2 separate regions of the Homo sapiens genome follow, and region 2 is linked to region 1. Evidence: read pairs that join two places in POLR2A ChIA-PET (ENCODE). Cell type or tissue: K562. All regions are shown on one strand. Each heading gives the region's core, and the rest is flanking DNA. Links, peaks and the distances in the headings are about the cores only. Region 1 holds the start of LOC105373854 (a long non-coding RNA gene). Region 2 overlaps PLEKHM3 (pleckstrin homology domain containing M3).

Region 1 (10,182 bases), core at 4,439-6,938:
GTTTCACCGTGTTAGCCAGGATGGTCTCAATCTCCTGACCTCGTGATCCACCCGCCTTGGTCTCTCAAAGTGCTGGGATTATAAGCGTGAGCCACCGCGCCCAGCCTGTTTTCGTTTTTTGTTTTTTTTTTCTTATTAGCCAAGTGTAGTGGTTCATGCCTGTAGTCCCAGCTACTCGGGAGGCCGAGGTTGGAGGATGGCTTGAGCCCAGGAGTTCAAGGATACAGTGAGTGAGCTATGATTGCCTCACTGCACTCCAGCCTGGGCAACAGAGTGAGAACTCATCTCAAAAAAAAAAAAAGTGGAGAGAAAAAAGGGGGAAGCAAACAGCTCTTCTTCCTATTTTCCCCTCTCCTGCTATCTGGAATGCAGATGTGATCACTGGAGCTCCTGAAAACACCTTGGATGCTGAGATGGCAGTGAGGATGGGAGGAAGAGCAGGTAGGGGCCTGGCTAATGGCACTGTGGGATAGGGGTGGAGTGTGCAATACCAGCCTCTAGATAACTTTGACGTGAAAAAAAAAAAAGTTTCTATCTAATTTAATACACTGTTATTTGCAGCTTGACTGTTACATGCCGCTAAACCTCAATACTAACTAAAAATATCACAGCCATCCCCAGACACATCACCTTATTTCTTCAGTGTCATTTCATTATTGGAAATACCTGGATCATTGTGTTTATCTGAGAGTAGGGATCTGGCCTGTCTTGTTCATTGCTGCATCCCCAGCATCTGCTGCAATGTGATGTTTCCATGCCTTCCCAGAATTTCAAGAAATAAATTGTAATGATCTTCATGGAAATGTTACTGGTCAGGAATTCCATCGATATCAACAGCTAGTGATGGTGCAGCAGTAACGAAAAAATTTGGAAAGTTTTCAGCAAATGTGTTCCTTCTTGCTGTAACAAAAGTGTTTTACTCAAAAACTGGAGGTTACAGCATCAGAAACAACTGGCAGAGGAGGTGAACACAGTGTAGTCTGTCTATGACACAGATGAAAGCAATTACTCTGATTCAGATGATGTGGCTGGAGCCAGTCAGTATAATCCACAAGGTCGTGTCTTTCTGGCAATTTTTAGAAAAAGGAAAGTTGTAAAACTGTTTACATTTTCTCCAATAAGAAATTCTCTCTTGCATAAAGAAAGAAAAAAAACACAGGCCGGGCACAGCAGCTCACACCTGTAATCCCAGCACTTTGGGAGGCCAAGATGGAAGGATAACTTGAGCTCAGAAATTTGAGACCAGCCTGGGCAGCATAGCGAGCCCCTGTCTCTGCTAAAAATAAAAAAATAGCTGAGTGTAGTGGTGCACACCTGTAGTCCCAGCTACTCAAGAGGCTGAGCCAGAAGGATCACTTGAGCCCAGGTGTTAAGGCTTGCAGTGAGCTATGATCGTGCCACTGCACTCCAGCCTGGGTAACACAGTAAGACCTTGTCTTAAAAAAAGAAGAAAGGGGGCCAGGCACGGTGGCTCATGCCTGTAATCCCAGCACTTTGGGAGGCCAAGGCGGGCAGATTACCTGAGGTCAGGAGTTCGAGATCAGCCTGACCAACATGGTGAAACCCTGTCTTTACTAAAAATACAAAAATTAGCTGGGCATGGTGGTGGATGCCTGTAATCCCAGCTACTTGGGAGGCTGAGGCAGGAGAATTGCTTGAGCCCAGGAGGCGGAGTTTGCAATGAGCTGAGATCACGCCATTGCACTCCAGCCTGGGCGACAAGAGTGAGACTCTGTCTAAAAAAAAAAAAAAAGGAAGGGAGGAAGTAGGGGGGGCAGGAAGAAAGGAGAGAGAAAATGGAATATTGTCAAATTGTGAGAGAGACAATAACTTGCTTAAAACTTGTTTGATTAGTAGTTGAAGCATTAAGTAATCATGATGCAAATCTTCTAATCGAAAACAGACTTGTGCTTTGAGTAGTATGCTTTTAAAAGAAGTTAGAATTGAATTATTTAATGCAGAAAAAAGATCTCATATTTCTCATTAAAATATTTCAGCAGTTAGTTTATATGAGGTTGACAACTCTTTTTGCTTCAGCAAACAAAAATGAAATGGCTCAATTAGCAAAATCATTAAGGAAAGACTTTTGTGGAGGAAAATATGCTTTATCAGAAGCAATGCAAAGAAGAGTGAATATTGTTGGGAACTATTCCATCACGAAGTCAGAAACATCTAAAATCTGAATTAGCGAAAATAACATAGACTTCAAGGAAAAAAATCAAAACCAGTGAAAGAAGACAATTATTTTCATCATTAAGAAAAGTGAATGAGTTTATAATAACCAACACGTACCCTAATGCTCAATTCGAAGAAGCTTGTAGACACATTCTTAGTAATAATAAATTAACATTAACAGAGGATGAAAAAACATTCTACACCTGGAATATTTGTCAGGAAACAAGGACCAAGACATTCAGGGCAATTCATGCTTTATGTGTTTTTCAATTTCATTTTAAGAATAACTTTTGGCCGGGCGCAATGGCCCACGCCTGTAATCCCAGCTCTTTGAGAAGCCAAGGCGGGCAGATCATGAGTTCAGGAGTTTGAGACCAGCCTGGGCAGCATGGTGAAACCCTGTCTCTACTAAAAATACAAAAATTAGCCGGGCGCAGTGGCATGAGCCTGTAATCTCAGCTATTCGGGAGGCTGAGGTAGGAGAATTGCTTGAACCTGGGAGGCGGAGGTTGCAGTAAGCCGAGATTGCACCACTGCACTCCAACCTGGGTGACAGAGCAAGACTCCGTCTCCAAAAAAGAATAACTTTTAAAATGTAAATGTTTGCAGTATTATCTTTCAATTGTTTGAATCATTTTATTTGGCATTATTGTGTGTTAATGTTCCCTTCTTTTAATATATTCTATTGTCTAACTCAGGTAGAAATTATTTTTATGGGTCATTGAAATGTAGTGTAATCTTGTCTCAATATATATGTCCATAATAATAATAAACCATATAACCCATGCATTTATTATCACTGTCTGGGGGGATTTCTTGTTTGTTTTGGTTGCAGAAAGCTTTAGAAACTTTTTGTATAATCCCATCACAGAAAAATGGTCCGCTATTTACTAGTGTAGTCAGTCATTGTTTTTAAAAACATACCAAGAAGATGTTATGGGGAAATGTAGATAACTTATGATTTTGAGGATCACCAAGAATTCTCAAGAATTCTAGTTTTTTGTTCCAGAATCCTGCAGATTAATAACTCTTAGAAATTATCAAACACTAGTACAGTGCCTGGGATAGAGTAGACATCAGCATATATTTAGAATGAATGGGTATTATTTTGTTTAATAGTCACAGCAATCCTGTCAAGAAGATGCAAATGTGCCCATTTTACTCATTAGAAATACCTGGATCTCCTTTGAGGTTCCTGTGAGACAACACCTTTAGGAGTCTTAAAAGTTCTATTGTTTACTGAGATGGTCTATGAGGCACATCCTTGAGATTCTTAGACATACTACTAGGCCTGCCCTTAAATTTTTCTGACAAAGCATCTTATTCTGGATTTGATCTTAGGCCCTAGAGATATTTATTATTTGGGAATCTTTTAATGGAAAAGACCAGGGATAAGCAACAGTTTTATTTTATAACCCAATATTTGTACTTTTCCATTTTTGCTAAGAACTTGAACAATTTTTCTTTTTTCTTTCTTTTTTTCTTTTTTTTTTTTTTTTTTGAGACAGAGTCTCACCCTGTCGCCCAGGCTGGAGTGCAGTGGCGTGATCTCAGTTCACTGCAACCTCCGCCTCCCGGGTTCAAGTGATTCTACTGCCTCAGCCTCCCAAGTAGCTGGATTTACAGGCGTGCACCACCACACCCTGCTAATTTTTTATATTTTTAGTAGAGACAGGGTTTCACCACATTGGCCAGGCTGGTCTTGAACTCCTGATCTCGTGATCCTCCTGCCTCGGCCTCCCAAAGTGCTGGGATTAGAGGCATGAGCCACTGCACCGAGCCCACAATTTTTCTTTAGATCATCTCTCCTGTCTCATATTTTGTCATAGGCAACTGAAAAAAGCCAGTTGGCACCTTCTACATTCTGCTTGGACATCTCTCTAGCCAACCCCACAAGCTGTTAAGCACTCTTTCTGTTTTCCACGTTCCCATAGGCGACAGTGTCCTCACACTTTCTGTCGCTACATAAAGAGTCCTCTGTTTTCCAGCCCCTATAAATACTTTGCTCAGTCTTTCACACCCTCACCCATAGTCTCCTCCTGGCTTTTTCTGCTTCTCCCTGACACTCTGTCCCAAAGCCAGTGCCATATGGTTTGGGTATTCGTTATGATAGCACCCCACTTCCAAGTACCAAATTCTGCCCAAGTATCTATTATTACTGCACAATACTGTAGTGGCTTGAAACAACCATTTATCATGACTATCTTCAAACAGGGCACAGCAAGGGACAGCTCATTTCTGCTCCAGAATGCCTGAGGCCTCAGCTGCAAGACTGGAATAGCGGGGGGACCAGAACAACCAGGGGTTGGCTGGGCATCTGTTTCTCTTTCTCCCTCTGTCTGTCTGTCCCTCCCCACCCGCCTTTCCACAGTTTCTTCCTGCAGCCACCTTAGGCTTCCTTATTCGATGGCAGCCTCTGGGTAGTCAGACTCTCACAGGGAAGCTCGGGGCTCCAATCAATGTCCTAAGAGACAGGAAATGGAAGCTGCCAGTCTCTTAAAGCCAAGCTTGGAAACCAGTACAGTGCCACTCCCCGGATATTCTACTGGTCAAAGCAGTCAGACTCGAGGGGAGGAGACATAGGTCCCATTTCTCAATGGGAGCAGTGTCAAAGAAGGTATAGTTGTCTTTCACCTATTATTATTCACCTATTTTACTATGGTTATAATAATATGGTAAAATAATATGGTAAAGCTTTGTGATAACAAAGATTATAAAACTTTATTATTATTATTATTATTATTATTATTATTATTATTATTACTGAGAGGGAGTCTCACTTTGTTGCCCAGGGTGGAGTGCAGTGGCACGATCTCAGCTCACTGCAACCTCTGCTACCCAGGTTCAAGCGATTCTCCTGCCTCAGCCTCCCAAGTAGCTGGGATTACAGGCACCTGCCACTGTGCCTGACTAATTATTGTAGTTTTAGTAGAGACGGGGTTTCACCATCTTGGCCAGGCTGGTTTTGAATTTCTGACCTTGTGATCCACCCGCCTCAGCCTCCCAAAGTGCTGGGATTACAGAGGTGAGCCACCATGCCTAGCCAAAACATTATTATTATTATTATTATTATTATTATTATTATTATTGAGAGAGGGTCTTGCTATGTTGCCCAGGCTGATCTTGAACTCCTGGCCTCAAGCGATCCTCCAGCCTTGGGTTCCCTAAGTGCTGGGATTACAGGCATGAGCCACTGTGCCTGGCCAATTCAGATATTATTTAACTCCTGCCCAAACCCACTCTTAAAAGGGGGCATCCTCAAGTTCCTATCTTCTACACGGTGGTGTCTTGTGATCATTCTGAGACTCTCAGTTCCGCATATGAAGCACACCGTTTGAAAGAGTTGGTGTGCAGAATAGTTTTCATTCATCTCTCTAGGGTAATGCTTTGTCCCTTCCTCACCTGCTCTGTGTCCCAGGAGGCAGGTCTTTCCCTGTAGGCTTCCAGTTGATTTCAGCCACTGGATGACAACAGAAGTTCCATGGAGGAGGTAAGGGAGCGTGAGAGTGCTGGTTTTATTCCCCAGCTTCATCCCAGCTGAGTCATTGTGGTTTGGCTTTCTGGCTCTCCAGGCAGCATTCTCCATTTAGCTACACCATATTCTCTGTCAATTAGTTCAGGCCTAGACCAATAATATCTTCCTGGTTCTTGCTAACTTCAGGATACTGCACCATTCTTTGTGAGGTTCCCTTAAACCTGATTCTTTATTAAATTCCTCTAAATTATTCTATTTGGGTCTTCTGTTCACCGACAGAGACGGATACAGACGGTCTACTTCTGATATAACTAACACTTTAAAACTCTCCCTACTTTTTTTTTTTTTTTTTTTTTTTTTAAGTCAGGGTCTGGTTGTGTTGCCCAGGCTGGAGTGCAATGGTGCAATCTCAGCTCACTGCAGCTTCTGCCTCCCTGGTTCAAGCGATTCTCCCACCACAGCCTCCTGAGTAGCTGGGACCACAGGTGTGTGCCACCACATCAGGCTAATTTTTGTATTTTTTGTAGAGATGGGGTTATCGCCATATTGCCTAGGTTGGTCTCAGACTCCTGAGCTCAAGTGATCCACCCACCTCGGCCTCCCAAAGTGCTGAGATTACAGGCATAATCAGCCTTTTTCTTATCAGAATTGTGTATTAATGTAGTTTTCCCATTTTTTAAATCAGGCTTTTGATCCTTTGTCCTTCCATTTATTTAGAGTTCTTTACATATTAAGAATATTATACTTTTATCTGTAATACAGCTCACTGCTTATTGTGTTTTATTTTTCTTTTTGTGGGAAACAGGGTCTCATTCTGTTGTCCAGACTGGAGTGCAGTGGCACAATCACAGTTCACTGCAAACTCAACCTCCTGGGCTCAAGCAATCCTCCCACCTCAGCCACCCCAGTAGCTGGGACTAAAGGCACGCACTGCCATGCCCAGCTGATTTTTTTTCATTTTTAAATTTTGAGATAGAGTCTTACTCTGTCACCCAGGCTGGAGTGCAGTGGTGAGATCTCGGTTCACTGCAACCTCCGCCTCCCGGATTCAAGCAATTCTCCTGCCTCAGCTGGGATTACAGTAGCTGGGATTACAGGCACCTGCCACAACGCCCAGCTAATGTTTTGTATTTTTAGTAGAGATGAGGTTTCACCATGTTGGCCAGGCTGGTCTCGAACTCCTGACCTCAAGTGATCTGCCTGCCTTGGCCTCCCAAAGTGCTGGGGTTACAGGCATGAGCCACCATGCCTGGCTTGTGCTCATTGTTTTTTGACTTTGTTTACAGTGGGGTATTTAGCCATGCCCCCAAAAAATTATTTTTATTTTTAATGTAGTCAAATTTATTAACATTTTCTTTTATTGCCTCTAGATTTTGAGGCTTTCTCTATATCAAGGTTAAAGAAGAATTCACCCATGTTTTCTTCTAGCACTTGTGTGATTTTGTATTTTACATTTAGATTCCTACTTTGAATTTATTCTTCAATATGGTGTGACGTATGAATTTAATTTTATCTTTTTCCAAATGTACCATCTGTCCCAGAACCGTTTATTTAAAAGCTTATCTTTGTAGAACTTGAGGATAACTGGTAGATTTTAAAAAATAATAACAAAAGTTTATCTTTGACCCAATGGTTTGAGATGCCAGTTCTTCATATAGTCAATTACCATATGTGTTTCTTTCTATTTCTGGACTTTTTATTCTGCTGCATTAGTCTACTTGTCTAGTCATGGGACAGTACCACTGTGTGTTAATTATAAAAGGCTTTATAGTGTGTTTTAATATCTGTTAGTCTACTTCAAAGTTTTGTGTGTTTTTAAATGTTTCCCTGGCTATTTTTACATGTTTCTCCATATAAACTTTAGTATCAACTTGTATGGCTTCATTTAAAAAGCTAGCTGCTATTTTTATTGGGATTATGATCGTTAATAAATTGACTTGGACAACTGACATCTTTGTGCTGCTTAGTCATCCTATCCAAGAACAGGAAATGTTTTAATTATTAGGGGCTTTATAGAATATTTTAATATGTGGCAGGCTACTCCCTGCTAAAAGTTTTTCTTTTTTATTGGTTTCTCGACTATTCTTGCTTATTTTTAAAATATAAACTTTAGTATTAATTTGTTTGGCTCCATAGGAAAGTTTGGTGGTATTTTCATTGGAATTGTGATAAATCGACTTAGGAAGAAGTAACAAGGCCCCCAGATCTGATCACTTCAAAATAGATATTTTGAATGTAAACACACACACACACACGCACACACACACACACGCACACCAGAACCTAAAAATTCATTCCAGATGTGGAAAGGATCAATGTCATTCAATTTAGCAAATATTTATGTATTACCTGCTATTTGCAAATTACTATAATAAAATATAACATGAGTCACTGTCTCTGTTCTCAAGAAGATAAGCACCTGAAGGGGGCGATAAGCACTTACTGATTATAGTGAGCCTGCACAGCATTTAGTGCAGTGTCTTTTGGGGTGAGCATCTCTCTACGCCACATAAATCTACAGCCCAAATATCTATGTGCAGCACTTGGATATATCCACAGCAATCCATGGCAAAAATGCAATTTGCTTTTTCTTGCATCTGCTGCATGTTATTATAACTTCTTATTCTCTAGGGCTCTTAATCACGTCTAACATTGATCCTCACTCCCAAAATGTTCTCTCTCATAGGAGAAGAAAAGATTAAGATGAGACCATTCATTTATTCTATAAATATTCCTTGAGTACCTTCCGTATGTGAAGAATTGCTCTTGGAGCTGAACTCTTAGTGGATTACAAGAAAGACCACATCCCTGCTTGAGGAGATTCCATTCTAGAGACAGAGACAGTTCAGGCAGAAACAAACAAGTTGAACGATACAACATAATTGCAGGGTGAGGAGGTCTGTATGGAAGAAGAAGGCAGGGAAAGGAGATGAAGGGCAAGGTGCCCTTTTGGATAGGACAGTGAGGGAAAGCCTTGCTGGGGAGAAAGAATTCGGGCAGACTTGAATGATGTGAATGGGGGAATCACATGAAGGTCCTTGGAGAAGACCCTGCCATGCACAAGGAGCATCTGCAGAGCCCGGGGGCCACACAGCCAGAAGAGAAAGCAAGGGAGAGACAGGGAGAAAAAGGGCTTCAGGTGCACAGTGCCTAGAGCAAGTAGGTACTCCAGGTTCCCCAAAAGGAGTTTGGATTTTGTTCTGCGAGAAAGGATGCTTTTTTGCAGGGGTATGACACGTGTGATCTTTAAATTTGGCTGCCATGGAGAAAATGGACTGTAGTGAGGGGGAAAGGGGGAGGCTGGTCAGAAGTCACTGTGCTGATCATGTGACAGATGACAGGGGCTTGGACCAGGGGACCACAGAGGACAAAAAAAGAAGCAAAGTGGAAGAATGTGGGAATTTTTTTGGAAGACAAACTAACAGGACTTACAGATGGACTGAATTTGGGAGTGGAGGGAGAGGAAGAGCCCAGGGTGGCTCTCTAGTTTTTGGTTTGAGTAACTGGGCGAATACCAGTACCATGTATTAAAAAGAGGTGACTATTGGAGAAGGAGCAGGTTTGGGGCAAAACCATAGAGATCTATTTTAGACACATTATTCAAGATACTTGGTTACTTCCCACTAAGTTTTAATAACCTAGCATAAGTTATATTGTCCTTTTCTATTCTTCTTTCATCCCCAATTAGAGTTGTTCCCAGGACAGTGTTTAACCTAAATGTGAAAGAAGATATGGCAAATCATCATTTGATCATTTCTGAAGGTCTCAAGCATTATCCTTCTATAAAAAGGATTAAATAAGGCCGGGTGAGGTGTCTCACGCCTGTAATCCCAGCACTTTGGGAGGCCAAGGCGGGCAGATCACCTGAGGTTGGGAGTTTGAGACCAGCTTGACCAACATGGAGAAACCCCGACTCTACTAAAAATACAAAATTAGCCAGGCATGGTGATGCACGCCTGTAAGCTACTCGGGAGGCCGAGGCAGGAGAATCGCTTGAACCCGGGAGGCGGAGGTTGCAGTGAGTCGAGACCATGCCATTGCACTCCAGCCTGGGCAACAAGAGCGAAACTCTGTCTCAAACAAACAAACAAAAAGGATTAAATAGTCTGGGTGGAGTGGCTCACGCCTGTAATCCCAGCACTTTGGGAGGCCAAAGTAGGCAGATTGCTTTGAGTTCAGGAGTTCGAGCCTGGTCAACATAGTGAAACCCCATTTACACACACACAGACAAACACACAAATCAGCCAAGCATGGTGGCTCACACCTGTAGTCCCAGCTACTTGGGAGGCTGAGGCTAGAGAATTGCTTGAGTCTGGGAAGCAAAGGTTGCAGTGAGCTGTGATCACGCCACTGCACTCCAGCCTGGATGACAGAGCGAGACCCTGTCTCAAAAGAAAAAGGGGGGAGGGATTAAATAAATATTGTCATTGATAGCAAAAGCTGTTTGGATCTAGTTGATGATATAATCTAGATACATGTCCTTGCCCAAACCTCATGTTGAAATGTAATCCCCAGTGTTGGAGATGGGTCCT
Region 2 (10,182 bases), core at 3,954-6,453, 100 kb after region 1:
AGTTTCTAGGCCAGGAAATAATTTTAAATAAAAATAAATGTATAAGAAGAATATGAATACATACTAAAGCAGTAATGCGAGTCTATGGAAGAAGAATGTTATATAATTTGTGTTTTAAACTATTTCATATCCTAAAATTCAAAGAGATTTGATCACTTTATATAAGTAGGCCCTTTGATTTTATAGGATATAAATTTGCTTTTTTGATTTATTCCTGGTATTCTCATCATAGAAGTCACATGTTGGTCTTTGATATGTTTCAGAAGAATAAAATCATTTTGAATTTCAGAAGATATAGATCTTTTGATGGACCTTCCTGAACTTCATAGGCCATAGCTGTGCTGTCGTTTTTTTTTTTTTAAGCCGTTCATTTCTCCTAGTCTTTGTTGCTATACTTTGGTCTGGAAAGTTCTTGTCCCTTTTTGTAGCTTCCTTTTTGGTTAACATTGTTCTCATCATGTGTTCATTTCCGGCGTAACTTCTAAAGAGAGTGTTAATGTACCATTGGATTCCACATTGACTTCAAAGTTTTTATTTACTGACCTTTCACTGGGAGAGAAACTGGTGTAGGTACAGTTTTAAGATAAACTTGGGCAGGTTAAGATTCTCCTTAATTTCTAGCTAAGTTCCTTGAAAAACTAAGCTTTTCATGGACCTAAGAATAAAAGCTACTTGAGAGTTTCTAAAATCTATTATACTCCCTGAAGACAGAAACATACTTAAGTGAAAAACTTGCCATTTTAAAATATATCCACTAGGTAAGGAAATCTAGTAATATAGCAGTACCAACTTATTTCTTGCATTAATATTTTCATCTAATCATTTGTACATTCAGCAAACTTGGACCACACACAGTCCCAGAAATTGAGGTGTGGGGGTAAAGTACAGGTTAATTTTGCAGTAGGATAAATGCCTGTATGTATGGCTATCCATCTTTATACCTTGAAATATGTTAACATAAAAAAGTTTTAATTAAATTACAGTAATAAAAACCCAAAGAGCGTGAAACTCCCTCCCTTTTTTCAGGTGAAAAATGGAGCAAGCCTGAAAAGCAGTGAGATCAGGAGGACAGCTGATGTTTGACCATGTTCGTTATGGTTCTGCATTGTACTTTGTTGAAGACTTCTGGGTGTGAAAAATCTTTTACACCCCTAAAGACTTTTTTTGCAAGACTTTATTGACCGCCTTCCCCTCCACCCCTAATTCTAATGCTCCAGATATAATCGAACATTTCTCCTTTGCAGCCTCCCTCCCTCCACTCTCATGGAATCCTGTCATGGGCCTATGACTTTGCGTTTTACTTTTGTGAGGGCAGGGCCCCAGCACCAGTGTGTCTACCCCAGGATCTCTCAAAGTGTGATTTGAGTATCATTTGCATTAGAATCATGAGTATGATTTGGGTAGGGATGACTGGACCCTTCCCCAGACCTGTTGAAATCAGAATCTCTGGGATTTTTAAACAAGCTTTCCTATTGATTTGAGTGCATACGAAGTTTGAGAAACAATGGTTTAGCCCATAGGAGGTTCTTTTTTTTTTTTTGAGACGGAGTCTCACTCTGTCACCCAGGCTGGAGTGCAGTGGCGTGATCTCAGCTCACTGCAACCTCCGCCTCCTGGGTTCAAGTGATTCTCCTGCCTCAGCCTCCTGAGTAGCTGGGACTACAGGCATGTGCCACCACGCCTGGCTAATTTTTGTATTTTTAGTAGAGACGGGGTTTCACCATATTGGCCAGGCTGGTCTCAAACTCCGGACCTCAGGTGATCTGCCGGCCTCAGCCTCCCAAACTGCTGGGATTATAGGCGTGAGCCACCATGCCCAGCCAGGATGTTCTTAGTGAATGAGTCAACCCATACTTGAGTTTTCTCTAGTTTATATAGGCACATTTCCTTTAACTATTTCTTCTATATATGTTCAATATGTTAGCCATTGGGGTATCAATCTGCTGAAACATCTCCAGGTTTCCATGTTTTCTTTACATTCTGGAAATGTCAATGATGTTCTAACAGGGTCTACCTGGTGGCTAGTATAAAGAAAGGAAGGAGTTAGCCCGAATTCTTTACCTACATTCCAGCTTCCTTTTTAATACATCCTAATATCATGCCTAATTTTTATTTTATACTTGGTAAACATAGTTGGTGTTTGAGTTTTGAGATCTCCTTTACCTCCCTCACTTTATTTGCTGCTGGGTCATCTTTCACCAAGATGACTATAGTGACCTTCTAACCAGTTTTCCTGCTTTCATTCTGACTTTTTCTAAATCTTGTCTCAACTGCAGCAAGCGTGATCTTATTAAAATTCAGATTGACCCCTGATAGTCTTCTCTTTACAATTCTTCAGTGTCTTCCCACTTCTTTTGGAATGAAGACCAGCATCCTTAATGACCCTGCCCACCTCCTCAGTTTCAACTCTGGCCTTCTTGCCACTTTCTCCCTTACACACTGTTCCAGCCACACTGGCTTTCTTCTGTTCCTCAGATGCACCACTTTCTGCTCACCCACCTTAGAGCCTTTGCATATGCAGTTGCTTCCTCAGAGTATTGCCATCCCCAGCACGACCCCCAGCTCATTCTTCAGGCCACTAACGTAAATGTTACTTTCTCAAAAACACCCTCTCCATCCCGGCACACTGACTTAGGACCTATCAGATTCTCTCCACTGTAATGCTTGAACTGCCATCCCAACACCCACCATTAGGTTTCCTACTTTCACCATCTTTTCTAGGAATCCAAGGTTGGAGTCATCTGTAGATACAGTTAACATGTTCCCTATTTAGCAAACCAATTATAATCTTGCAAGTTTCCGGGCACGTCTTTTTTTTTTTTTTTTTAATTTTTGACTATAGGACCTCTTAGAGCCTTTATTCTACTAATGTGAGAGAAAAGTATACAACATTTCCTAACTTACTTAACCATAATACCCTCTCTGCAGGACTGGGTTCCTCAGATATAAGGTACAATCCCCTGCTCTGGGCACTGCACTGTCAGTTTATTTGCACGGTTTATTTGCACATAATCTGTTTCAACTCCAATTAGATACTGCAATACAGTTCTGTCACTGACCACCCGGAATTAGCACAGACCTCACAAATTAAAGGCTCAGCCCTCTACAAGACTGCTCCCACTTCAGATGCCAGTGCAAGTTCAGGGGGTTCCCAGGCCACCTGCACAGTGACTGACTGGCTACAAATTTGAGGGTTCCTACCCCGCCTCAGGTTTGATAATTTGTTAGAACAACTCATAGAACTCAGGAAAATGCTATACATACAATTGCAGTTTTATTATAAACGATAAAAACCAGGAACAGCCAAATGAAGAGACTAGAAGGTAAGGTGTGGGAGGGCCATAAATGCAGCACTTCTGTGCCCTCTGTCTGTGGAATCAGGCTGCATCACCTTCCCATCAAATTGTTATGATCATCAATGAGGAAGCTCCTCTGAGCTTCAGTGTCCTGAGTTTTTACTGGGGCTTCATTATGTAGGTATGATGGATTGAATCATTGGCCATGCAACTGAACTTAATATCCAGCCTCCTTCCCCTTCCTGGAGGTCAGGCTGGCTCAAAGTCCCAACCCTCTAATCATGTGGTTGGTCTTTCTGTTGACCACCCCCCATTCTGAGGCTATTTAGTGGCCCACTATGACTCACCATTAGCATAAACTCAGGTGTGATCTTAGGGGCTCGTGAATAACAAAGATATTCATATCACTTGGGGAAATTCCAAGGGTTTTAGAAGCTCCCTGCCAGAGATCAGGGACAAAGACTAGACAAATTGTTATACAGTAGCCCAGGACATTGAATGGACATTTCCACAGCAAAAATGGAACCTGGATGAAAGGAGGATGAATGATGTGTGTAATTTCCCCCCACAGAATGAGGAAGCTTTGGCCTACTTGCCCTGTTCCCTCATTTCCAGTCAGCTACTTCCAACACTGACAGCATCCACCTGGGGAAGGGAGATTTCTGGTGATATCTTTTTGGGTGCTTCTGGGACCAAGCAGACGAGAAACTGACCAGCTCTGGACTGCTCAGCTTGTCTGCAGCCCTCTCAGAGCCGCAACTCAGAGTGGTGGGACGATGGGCAAGCACACTCAGTGACTCTGTGATCTCCACTATCTAACCCAGATATCCTTCTTAAATCTTGGCTAAAAATAGAAGGTGTTTCTTTCTTAAATGGATATAAAAGCAACCACAGAATTGATTTTATTTATTACCTTTAACTGAAAAAAAATGTCGTACTTACCATATACCACTTCCAGAAGGAAACTAGGATTCTAAAACCTAAGACATATGGGTTTGTATCAATTTCCAAAAGATTGAAAAATCACATTCTAACTAGGTATATATCAGTGTACCAAGGACTGTGCCTTACCCATATTTTTTCTATAAAGGAAGTAAATCATGTAGGGCTGAACCAAAAACTTTGCTGAAAATTGCTTCTCTTTTAAATCAGCAGACTTGTACCTCTGACACAGAGGATTGACTTAGTTTGAGTCTTGGTCTCCTTCTCCATCTTCATCAATAAAGATGTTTTTCTTGAGCCCCAGACCAGACAAAATAATAGACACACATGATGTGGTGGCTGGGAGGCATCCACACTCAGTGGGATAAGTAATAAATTAGGAGCACAAGAGCTTGGTCTTCTGTTTATAGTCCTGCCACTGATTTATTATATGGCCCCGAGCCAGCCTTTTCACAGTCTTGTGGGTCAGCCTCTTCAACACTATTTTGAGGGAAGATTAAACTGTCTTGACTATGTACAATTCAAATGTTAGAAAATATCAGTTGAACCAAAAGTGACATATCCTAATTCAGTAATTAGTACATCACTGCAATTTTTTCCCCCAGAAACTACAGGGAGGCTCCCCAAATGATCTCTTAGATAAAGAGAAGTCGTCTTATGGCCTCATAATGGATGGAAAACCTTTGGGAAAATGATGTTTCTCATCCATTGTTAGGCTAGGGAGTTTTAACTTGAGTAAAAGTTTCCTGATAATGCTAAAGGTTTCCAGGCAGCCCCTTTAGCCCGACTCTCCTGTGTGATCTTCATCTCTCAATAATGTCACCCACCAACATGCATCTGAGTGCCTTTCCCTTTCCTCTCCACTCCCATTATTAGATGCTGTCTGTGTGGGCCACCATCCTTGCAGGAGTTTTACAGGGTTAATAAATGAATAATACCTCTTCTTTCTTATGCCAAGAGGCAGGAAGATGGGGATTAAAATATCACATATATTGCTTCCAGATCACATTTATTATTATAGAGTGGACCCCTAAATTAGATGGACTTACTCACCTGGCCACAGCTGGAGTCCTGAAGGGCATGATGTCCTCTTACCACAGCAGACAGAAACCTGCTTCCTGAAGGCTGTGATGTCCTCTTATCACAGCAGACAGAAACCTGCTTCCTGAAGGCCATGATGTCCTCTTACCACAGCAGACAGAAATCTGCTTCCTGAAGGCCATCATGTCCTCTTATCATAGCAGACAGAAACCTGCTTCCTGAAGGCCAAGCTGAGCATGCCCGGGTCCTTCTTCTTAACTCAGCAGTCAGATACCTAATTTCCCCCATCTGTGAGGAGGGCTGGATAAGGGATGGGGAGAGAAGCTAGGAATATCACTCTAGGGAATTCCCCAGAAGCAGGAGTTCCAGATAATAGGAGTTTTCCACTTGTGTCTTACCTAGTAAGTCTAAATAACCTGATACAAATAGCTTATTGCAAATACTAAATGTATAGTTAAAAGATTAGCTTTGGAGGTAGTCACAAACATGTGCTTCTAAAAAGATAGAAAAGCCTGGAAAGAAGGTGAAAGGGAAAAGAATAAAGGAAGAGAAAATACACCAAGACAGTCCCTAAATCTTGTACAACATAAATAATTTGGTTGGGGTGAAAACGAAGAAATTCAAGCATGGATTTAAAGGAAGCTGATGAAAGTAATCTTTTTCACTTTGAGACTGTTCCTAGCACTACTCGGATCCACTCTTATGACTTTAATTTTATCAAATTGTTATCATTACCAAAATGGCTCAAGTAGAATTACTCTAAGAAATGCTGTCAGGGTTTTTTAGGAGGTTTTAGCAAAGGAGAGGACAGGTTTTGTTTTCAGGATACTGTAAAGTTCAAAGAGATGAGACTCTCCTAAAATATGAGGAAAGAGAAGCAGGCATTAGGAATGGGGAGTGGCATGAAAGAGAAGTCAGAGGGGACCCTGGTAGGACACTGTATGTGATAGAAGCTACAGAGTGGAGGAGACTGATGTAAGAAGCGACTTCTAAATAAATCCAAGCTGGGAGAAAATGTTAGTTCCAGAAACAGTAAGAAAAGACAGGTTGCTTTTCAGGTAACCCCCCAAAATAATCTGAACCTCTAAGCCAATAGGAGGTTCTTGGCCTTTTGAAGCAATCATAAAAGAGAGATGTAACTGGGGAATCACAAAAAGAGAGTTAGTAGTGGTTTAATATAATGCTAAATACCAGGGGAAATCACTGTAGAAAATGTTAAGTGCAGCATACATTGGATTCTCTGTGAGGCAAAAGTGTTCAGAACAGGACTGGGACTAGGGTAAGGTGAGAGAGGCATGTGCTTTGGGTACAGAATTTAAGGAAGTGCTGAAAAACCCTTTGTAATAAAGATTTTAAAAATATGTTAATATGATATTCTTTAAAAATCAAAATTAATGTAAAAAGTCCATGATGAACAAAATATAAAAGCTTAACTAGAGACAGGATTAGAATTCCTGATTTCTCCTTTTGTCTCGGGTTCTAATATGGCTTGGCACTGGTTCAGAGAAACATTCCAGTAAGATAGTTTATTTTATTTTATTATTATTATTATTATTTTTGAGATGGAGTCTCACTCACTCTGTTGCCCAGGCTGAAGTGCAGTGGTGCAATCTCAGCTCACTGCAGCCTCTGCCTCATGGGCTCAAACGATTTTCCTGCCTCAGCCTCCCAAGTGGCTGGGATTATAGGCGTGTGCCACCATGCCTGGCTAATTTTTGTATTTTTAGTAGAGACGGGATTTCATCATGTTGGTCAGGCTGCTGTCGAACTCCGGACCTTAGGTGGTCCGCCCACCTCGGCCTCCCAAAGTGCTGGGATTATAGGCGTGAGCCACCACATCCAGTCAAGAGTTTATTTAATTAGACATCTTCCCCTGAAGCTCTCAGTGCTTCAAGTAGCCCAGCCCAGCATTTGTCTTGTTTCAAGGATGGTGAGATTGACCTTCCTTTCCTGTCTGAGATTGCAGGAGAATATATAGAGAATCCTGGTAGCCCCATGTTGAAAATAGAACTGATAGAGAAAGAGGGAGGTCAACTATGACAAGAAGCATTCTTTCCATCCACCACTACCAGCTTTCATGTCTGAAATCATCAGCTCAGCTGAGCCCTGTTTATGCACTTGTTTTTCAAGTAAGAGTTCTTGGTGAGCAGTGTTTCACCAAGATTAATTTGTGAAGAAAAGAGCCAAGCTTGGAGCAGATGTTACTAGCAGGTAGTCTAGTAGATGATGGTGCCTCTTTTTCATGACACTAATTTAACCTACCAGCATAAATAATTTTTTAAGGTAAGAAAGTAGAACTGGTGAAAGGGCTTTTCCTCCTTCCCGTAATAGATGGTATATCCATTGCTAGCAGAGAAAAGTGATTAAGTAAGATCAGCATATTCATCTCTTATTTTGCCCTCCTGTCTTTCTGTTGTCATAGGGTTTTTCCAACAGTGGCGTTATTGACATATTAGGCCAGATACCTCTTTGTTGTGGAGGGATGTCTTGTGCATTGTAGGATGGTTAGCAATGTTCCTTGCCTTCATCCTTAAGATATCAGTAGCTTACCCACCCATCCTACCAAAAATGTCTGCAGACATTACAAATATCCCCTGTTGGGACAACAATCTCCCTTGGTTGAGAATCGCTGTGCTACCAAAGGTCAAGGCCTACAATGATGTCTTCTTTTCTTCATCTAGCTTTTTCTCACTTCTTTATAAATTAATTAATGTCTTCTGCTGAAATAGATGTTGATTATTTCATACCACATACTTTTTTTTTGTTTTGTTTTTTGAGACAGAGTCTCGCTCTGTCACCTAGGCTGGAGTGCAATGGCACATTCTTGGCTCACTGCAACCTCCGTCTCCTGGGTTCAAGCAATTCTCCTGCCTCAGCCTCCCAAACAGCTGAGATTACAGGCTCCTGCCACCACACCCAACTAATTTTTAGTATTTTTAGTAGAGACAAAGTTTTGCCATGTTGGCCAGGCTGGTCTTGAACTCCTGATCTAATGATCCACCCGCCTCGGCCTCCCAAAGTGCTGGGATTACAGGCGTGAGCCACCGCGCCCAGCCACCACATAATGTTTTATAATCTAAGACCTCTGCATCTTACGTAAATTTAAGTGAAAGTAGTAGGTTATAAAAATAGGACCTTCACCAACCATCATTTGATATCAAGTATATCAAATGCTTTCAGTAGCAACTAACAGAATATACAATTCAAACTGATTTTTACAATAAGGGGGATTATTCTTAATCACCTGAGCTTTAAGCATCAGTAGATCTGGTAGCTCAAATTTTTTGAACTATGTTTTTTGGATTAAATGCTTCAAATAGCATTTTCTCCCCCAAACCACCTGCTCCTTCTAATTGATGGATTTCTCACATGAGTCACAGGCTTGAAACATCATGAGCATCTTTAACAGTCCCTTTGCATGCCCCCAACGTCTGTCAGTTGCCAGATCATCTGCATTTTGTCCCCATGCTATCTCCTTCTCTTTCTTTCTTCCTGTTTCCAAGACCACCACCTAATCAAGTCAAACTGGTGCAGTAACTTATCAACTAGTTCCCTCCCCTTCCAGCTTTTCTTGCTAATTAATCTTTTCAAAGCGTACATTGCAGCTGGGCATGGTAGCTCATGCCTGTAATTCCAGCACTTTGGGAGGCCAGGGCGGGAGGATAGCTTAAGGAAAGGAGTTCAACACCAGCCTTGCACAACATAGCAAGACCCCTGGGTCTCTGCAAAAAAAAAAAAAAAAAAAAAAAAAAAATTTTAATCAGCCAGGTGTGGTGGCATGCACCTGTAACCTTTGATACCCAGGAGGCTGAGGTGGGAGGATCACTTGAGCCCAGGGGGTTGAGGCTGCAATGAGCCATGATTGTACTACTGTACTCCAGGCTGGGTGACAGAGTAAAACCTTGTCTCCAAAATTTAAAAAAAAAAATTTTTTTTTTAAGTTTACTTTGCTACTCTGCTTCAAACTCTGGTTGTTCCTATATCTTTTTTTATTTTTTTTGAGATGGAGTCTCATACCGTTGCCCAAGCTGGAGTGCAATGGTTCAATCTTGGCTCACTGCAACCTCCGCCTCCTGGGTTCAGGTGATTCTCCTGCCTCAGCCTCCCAAGCAGCTGGGACTACAGGCACCCACCACCACGCCCGGCTAATTTTTTTTTGTGTGTATTTGTAGTATAGATGGGGTTTCACCATGTTGGCCAGGCTGGTCTCAAACTCCTGACCTCGTGATCTGCCTGCCTTAGCCTCCCAAAGTGCTATATCTTATTAATTAGGACTTCTCACTCTGAGCACTCAGGATTCTTATGTTCTAGCTTCACTTTATCATTCCAAGCTCTTTTCTTCATACTCCTCTATTTACAATGAGCCTCAGACAACTAGAATATCCAGTGTTTCCAAAGGTGCTTCCATTTTTCTGACTTGAGCCTTTATGAATGAACGTTCCTTTTCCAAAATCTCTTCTCTTCTTCAAGACCCAGCTCAAATGCCCCTGTGTCGACACAGCCTTCCTCGATCTCCACAATAGTGATTGCTTCCTCCTTTCCTCATCTCTTATCTTCTGCTGTTTACTTTATAGATTTGTATTCTTCTTCCCCTCACCCTTCATCTTCAGAGGTGATGCTAATGCCTGTGATGTCCCAGGCTATATTCATTGATGAGCTAAATTATGTTCTTTTATGTAAATTGATTCATAGTTTTTGTCCTTGTTTTGTCATCTGCAGGGGACAGTTTTTCTAATGTCTTACAAAAGGAGATAACTACCTGAAAATGCCACATTGCCACTTTTATTAGGCTCTGCCTTTTAAGCAGCTGTACAACAGTGGACAGAATTACTTTTTCATCTTCTGCCTCAGTTTCTTATTCTGTAAAATGGGCATAATACCTACCTCATAGAATTGGTATGAG

The links. ChIA-PET counts read pairs that join two places held together with the same protein. Peaks named below come from ENCODE experiments on the same cell type or tissue, not always from the same donor. Only the 100,000 strongest peaks of a DNase experiment are listed, where the experiment ranks them.
Region 2: POLR2A ChIA-PET joins it to region 1 with 5 read pairs; 3 of 35 experiments call an interaction of 5 or more read pairs at or near these places.

What each region holds. Positions count from the first base shown.
Region 1 is chr2:208,060,186-208,070,367 of GRCh38, reverse strand. LOC105373854 (a long non-coding RNA gene) reads right to left here and starts at 5,665. Exons shown (of 4, transcript XR_923815.3): 1 at 5,578-5,665; 2 at 667-837. RefSeq lists an enhancer at 5,589-5,638. In K562, for the core only: no CTCF peak of the experiment used is centred there; a DNase peak (open chromatin) is centred at 5,707.
Region 2 is chr2:207,955,570-207,965,751 of GRCh38, reverse strand. The region is part of intron 3 of PLEKHM3 (pleckstrin homology domain containing M3); the gene reads left to right. Among named protein-coding and RNA genes, the nearest start is that of PLEKHM3, 65 kb to the left of the region's middle. In K562, for the core only: no CTCF peak of the experiment used is centred there; a DNase peak (open chromatin) is centred at 5,421.